Linked DNA regions of Homo sapiens: region 1 is linked to region 2. Evidence: chromatin loops called from intact Hi-C (ENCODE). Cell type or tissue: dorsolateral prefrontal cortex. All regions are shown on one strand. Each heading gives the region's core, and the rest is flanking DNA. Links, peaks and the distances in the headings are about the cores only.

Region 1 (2,924 bases), core at 125-2,624, 50 kb before region 2:
AGAAAAAGAAGGGGCAGAAAATATTTTTTTGAAGAAATTTCCTCCTCTTGTAAAAGCAAAAAAAAAATCACCTTTCATATCCAAGGAGCTCAATAAATGCCAAGAAGAATAAATACAAAAAAAACTCATATCTAGACATATCAAAATTATACTGCTATCATAAAAAGCTAAGATAAAGAAACATTTTATAATGTGCCAAAGGCAAAAACAAAACAAAACAAAACAGATCACAATTCGGGGAACGATTTTATAAAAACAGTTGACTTCTTATCCGTAGTAATGGGTGCTAGAAAACAATCGAACAACAAATATGAAGTAACAGAAGAAAAACAGAAATTGACCTGAAATTCTGTACTCAGTGAAAATATCCTTCACAAATGATGGAGATGCGAAGACAATGCCAGTCAAACAAAAGCTGAGAGAATTAATGGTCATCAACATTTTAAGGATGCTGGAAAAAGTTCTTCAGGCTGAAGGAAAGTATTAATTGATGGAAGTAGTTTCCAGGAAAATAAACTGTCCTCAAAAACATAGAATCTAGCACAGTAATTTTCATCAAACAATGGCCTGTGGGGCTCAGTCCAGCCCACTGACTGTATTGTAAAGTTTTATTGGAACACAGCCACGTCTGTACATTTATATATTATCTATGACTACTTTGGTCCTACGATTACAAATTGAGTTTCAACAGAGATCATATTTCACCTTTACAGAAGGAAAAATTGCTAAGTCTTATTGTAGGGGATAAAAAAGCAGACAACATAATAAAACATAACAAGACTAATATATAATCACGTATAGCACAAATGTGTGCATTGAGAAAATTCAAATATCTCTTTAAACAAAAAAATAGAGCTACTTGGAAATTTTCACTGGTTGGATGAGAGATCAGAAAAGTCAAAATGTATGAATGTTGAGTAAATAGCCACTGCCTAGGGCATTTCATCCACCAGAACAGAAGAATGGCAAATGATTCTTTGATACTTCCAGTGTTAGATTCAAGAAGTGGCATTTAAAAAGTATGATTCTCTTGATTGTATCAGATTTTCAAATTTACTGCAAGGAACACTAAATTTTGAATTAGGATCCCCACTTTTATGCAAAATAAGTAAATACATAAAGCATTTATGGATGGGTTTATCCTGAGCTCAGCTTTTATAAGGCTTACTTCCGTAAGGTATAAATTTATAAAAAATCCTTTCACAGATTGGAGATTTGTCGCCAGATTTGTCTGGCTATTAGATTGTAACAGCGCAGGTGGGAATTTAGGGAAATAAACAGTACTCATAAGGACCTGTTGATTAATTTGAGCTCAGCCTTTCTATCCCTAATATTCTCTTTCCTTTCTCTCTCTGCACATCTGTGACACTGGAGTTTGGCCCAGAGGAAGAACGCACAGTGGAGATAAAGAGATGTGTGCCAAGAAAGCCGAATATTCAGATCAGATGGGATGCAGATGAACATCTGTGCTGGGAAAAAAAAAAAAAAAAGAAAAAAAAAAGCCAAGGACAGATACTCTCCCAATGTTGAAATAACTGTACAGAATTCTACCCCTACAAAATCTCTCTTTTTTTATAGAGTTTTTCATTTAAAGAAATAGTGTTTCTGCACTGCACTTAAAGGTTATTTGCCTGCTCCTTTGCAGGTGTGTGTGTGTGTGTGTGTGTGTGTGTGTGTGTTTCTTTTTTCAGTTTACCAATTCAAAGGCGCAGGCCAACCTCCTATTATTTGTGTCCATATTTAAAGTGGGCTTGACAGTCAGATTTTTGCACTGACAGGCACACAATAAAAATCATGTACTGTTACTAGTTTTCTAGGCAGAATTATTTCATAACAATTATCTTCACATCTCCAATGTTCTGTGTGCTCAAAACCAGTTGTCTTTATTTTAATAATTAAGCCAAAGTGACAGTGGCTGACAGCTGCAATTGGTTTCATTTGTGAGGCAGGCACTGCTTTCAGTATCACCATGGAATCCTTCTGGCTCAGTGTCAGAATATTTAAGCCATTGAATGTAACCAAATTTGCAGTCAGACAAGGTGCACATTTTCAGGCAAACACACATTTTATGTGTGTGTAACACCATGCATTTTCTCACCGACTCCCAATAGCTTTAGCAAGATCTTTAAAGTACAAATCTACAAAATATTTAATAGATGCAAAGGGCATTTTTAAATGAAACTGCTTTGTTCCCTTTTTGTGCTATTAATCCAAGAGTTGGTCAAAATTTTCTGTAAAGGGCCAGATAGTAAATATTTTTGGCTTTGCAGGCCATATGGTCTCTGTTGCCATGACTGAATTCTGCCCTTGGAGTTTGGAAGCAGCCATAGACAATATGTAAATGAATAGGTGTAGCTTCAGTCCAATAAAGCTGTATTTACAAAAACTGGCTGCAGGGAAGATTCGGTTCATGGTCTGCTTTAAACAACAATTCAACATACTTTATTTTTAATATAATGCACAACATTTTAAGTTGTTTTTCCCTTCCTGATTATTAAAACTGCAAAGCACTTCTAGAGATGGAGAAAGAGTGATTATAGTTAAAAAAAAAGATTTGAGATTATTTAGTATTTGAACAATACAAAATGTATTTTCTATAAATATAACGTGATATTTACATGACATATAAAAAATTACTTCCCTGTAGATTATCTCATTCATTTCAGTAACAACCTGGTTAGTCAGGGTGACAGGTATGATTCTTCAGCCCCATGAAGCTTAAACAGGTTAAGTGGCTTTCCCAATGTTACAATGGCTAAGTGCAAAATCAGAATTTTACCTTTTCCATTTGGATTCTAAGGCTTTTATTTGGGGCAGCAGACCATTTAGGGACCTGATACTTGGTGGTGATGTTGATTCAACAGAAATGGTCCTAATTCAGTCCTTGATGTGCAATTACTGTTAGAAGTGGCAAAGAAATTAAA
Region 2 (2,924 bases), core at 153-2,652:
TTGGAGAACTTTTCTGTCTAGCTAAAGGATTGTAAATGCACCAATCAGCGCTCTGCGTCGAGCTAAAGTTTTGTAAACGCACCAATCAGCACTCTGTAAAAACGGACCAATCAGCACTCTGTAAAATGGACCAATGAGCATTCTGTATAAGGGACCAATCAGCAGGATGTGGGTGGGGCCAAATAAGGGAATAAAAGCTGGCCACCTCAACCAGCCTGGGCAACTTGCTTGGGTCCCCTAGCAGAATGTGGAAGCTTTGTTCTTTCACTCTTCACAATAAGTCTGGCTGCTGATTGCTCTAGGTGCCCACTAAGTTTATGAGCTGTAATGCCCAGGTCTGGGGCTTCACTCCTGAAGTCAGTGAGACCAGAACCCACGGGGAGGAACAAACAACTCCAACTCCGGCCCTGCCACGTTTAAGAGCTGTAACACTCACTGTGAAGGTCTGCAGCTTGGTTCCGGAAGCCAAGCAAGACCACGAACCCACTGGAAGGAAGAAACTCTGGACACACCATCTGTAAGAGCTGTAACACTCACCGCCAGGGTCCGTGGATTCATTCTTGAAGTCAGCGAGACCAAGAACCCACTGGAAGGAACCAATTCCTGACACAGGATTACAGGCGCCCGCCACCATGCGTAGCTAATTTTTGTACGTTTTTAGTAAAAATGGGGTTTCACCACGTTGGCCAACTACGTCTCGAGCTCCTGCCCTTGTGATCTGCCTACCTTGGCCTCCCAAAGTGCTGGGATTACAGGCATGAGCCACCACGCCTGGCCAGGTTTGTCTTCTTAAAATTCCCTTTTGGGACTCTGTTTTTCTTTAGGTAAATGCAGTGGTTAGTCATTTAGGTGAGAAAAGAGGTGCCAGATGAGACAAAGGCAGGAGCAGAACAAATCCAAGAGCTGACTTGCGCTGCATCAGAAAATATTTGTGTATTCTGTTGTCCTCCTGAAGGGAGGGGAAAAGCAAGCTAATTATCCATATTAGAACCTAGAGGTCAAGTTTATTGAAATGAGCAAGGGACTTTGAAGCACAGAACTAGTTGCATTAGTCTATTCTCCCACTGCTGTAAAGAAATACCTGAGACAGGGTAATTTCTAAAGAAAAGAGGTTTAATTGACTCACAGTTTTACAGGCCGTACAGGAAGCATGGCTGGGGAGGCTTCAGGAAATACATGATCATGGCAGAAGGCAAAGGGGAAGCAACACATGTTACATGGTGGGAGCTGGAGGAAGAGAGAGAATGAAGGAGCTCTTTTGCTGAGCGCACACTCCATGTGGCTGTGTGTGGCATGGTGTCCCTCTCCCCTGGTCTGTGAGTATATGTGACTAATACACTGCTGTTGATCTCACTTGTCCAGTGTGAAGTATTAGTATTTTGCCATTCCCATAACACTATAGAGAAATCCTTTCCTCACCAATGGAATGAATAGGAGGCAATTTTAAAATGAGGAATTACAACATAGTGTGTGAGGCAAGATATATGCAAGAATCAATAATATAATTAGGAGTGTCCAAGCAAGTGGTAAATTATGTGATACTAACTGAAAGTACTATGGAAGTTCAGAAATGTTTGTATGCATAAGTAATTTTAGTTTAGTAAACAAAATATTTAATGAAAAAAAGTTTAAAGACTTTGAAATAGGAATAAAACAACCACATCTCATGAGAACTCTATCATGAGACAGCATTAGGGCGATGGTGCTAAACCATTAGAAACCACCCCCACGATCCAATCACCTCCCACCAGGATCACAATACAACAGGAGATTTGGGTGGGGACACAGAGCCAAACCATATCGCTGATACTCTTCAGTTTTATTTTCTTGGCATCAGTATGATACAAACATTTCTACCCACCCCATATTTTTAAACCTTATTATATAAAACAGCCTTTTATTATCAGTTTAGTTTTCTGTGTTTTAATTTTTTTTGGGGGGGGGGGGAATTTTTTTTTTTTTTTTAGAAGTAAGTGATAAATGATGAGTCCTCCACCTGTTGACAGCTAAAAAAGGATGGCACACCGTATCGGGCAGGTTCCAGACGGAATATTAGTTTGTTTGTTTGTTTTTAACAGGATTTAATACAAAGAATCAATTATTTGGTATGGGAGGATAGAAAAGGCAAAGGGGAAACACTGAGATGATACTGTCAGAAAAGATTATCAAAGTGAAATTGTGCTAAACACTTGTTAACATGGACAAGACAGACTTTATTCGGGTTATAGCAATAAAGGAGGGAGACTTCAGAACAGGACTGAATTCAGCCCTCCCACTTTTTGTTTCTGCAGAAATAGGAGGGTTTTTAATTTCTGGGATAAACTAGTGGAAATGTAGCTGGAAGGGGAAGTTGGTCAAGTCGTTAGAGCATCTGTGTTTGCTAATTGTTGTTTGTTCAGGTTAGCCGCCTACCCTCCCACAAAGAATGGGAAAAAGGGACACTTGTCTTCCTTAATGATTAGATTTCAAAGGGGGTGGCTCCCATGTCTTTGAGAAAGACATTTCTGGGCTGTAAAAGGGGCAGAGAAAGATTTTACCGTTGCTAGTATTTTACTGTAAATACTCTAAGAAAAGAGAGGTCAGAAGCTTATGGTCATGATGTAATCTGTCTAAAGTTTAGTGAAGGTGAGAGGAATGTGAAGGCCATCTTGGTCAAGATGCAGGAAGAAAGGGAAGAAGTTGTTGAACATTTTCAAATACTAGAAGTTTGGAGGAGAAGACTGGGCAGCTGGGACCTACACAAGGAGAAGAGGACGTATTTCAGCTCCATACCTCTAGAATTCATAGGAGAGAGCTCCTGAAAGTGAAAGCTTCTACTCAGACGTCTAAGAAGGGGTGCTGTCTGGTGGATAGCTCTGAGGGAACCTTCTGAGCGGGTTCTGGGAGTTCTAATGAAGGTGGAAACTAGACCCAGCAAGCCAGAT

What was found. Hi-C counts contacts between places; a loop is a spot of excess contacts. Peaks named below come from ENCODE experiments on the same cell type or tissue, not always from the same donor. Only the 100,000 strongest peaks of a DNase experiment are listed, where the experiment ranks them.
Region 1: a loop joins it to region 2, with 2.1 times the contacts of the local background. A loop is called at or near these places in 2 of 110 quality-filtered maps.

The regions. Positions count from the first base shown.
Region 1 is chr17:70,653,464-70,656,387 of GRCh38, forward strand. No RefSeq gene overlaps it. Among named protein-coding and RNA genes, the nearest start is that of KCNJ2, 490 kb to the left of the region's middle. In dorsolateral prefrontal cortex, for the core only: no CTCF peak of the experiment used is centred there; no DNase peak of the experiment used is centred there; H3K4me3 peaks cover 1,617 bases; H3K27ac peaks cover 2,181 bases.
Region 2 is chr17:70,703,689-70,706,612 of GRCh38, forward strand. No RefSeq gene overlaps it. Among named protein-coding and RNA genes, the nearest start is that of CASC17, 500 kb to the right of the region's middle. In dorsolateral prefrontal cortex, for the core only: no CTCF peak of the experiment used is centred there; no DNase peak of the experiment used is centred there.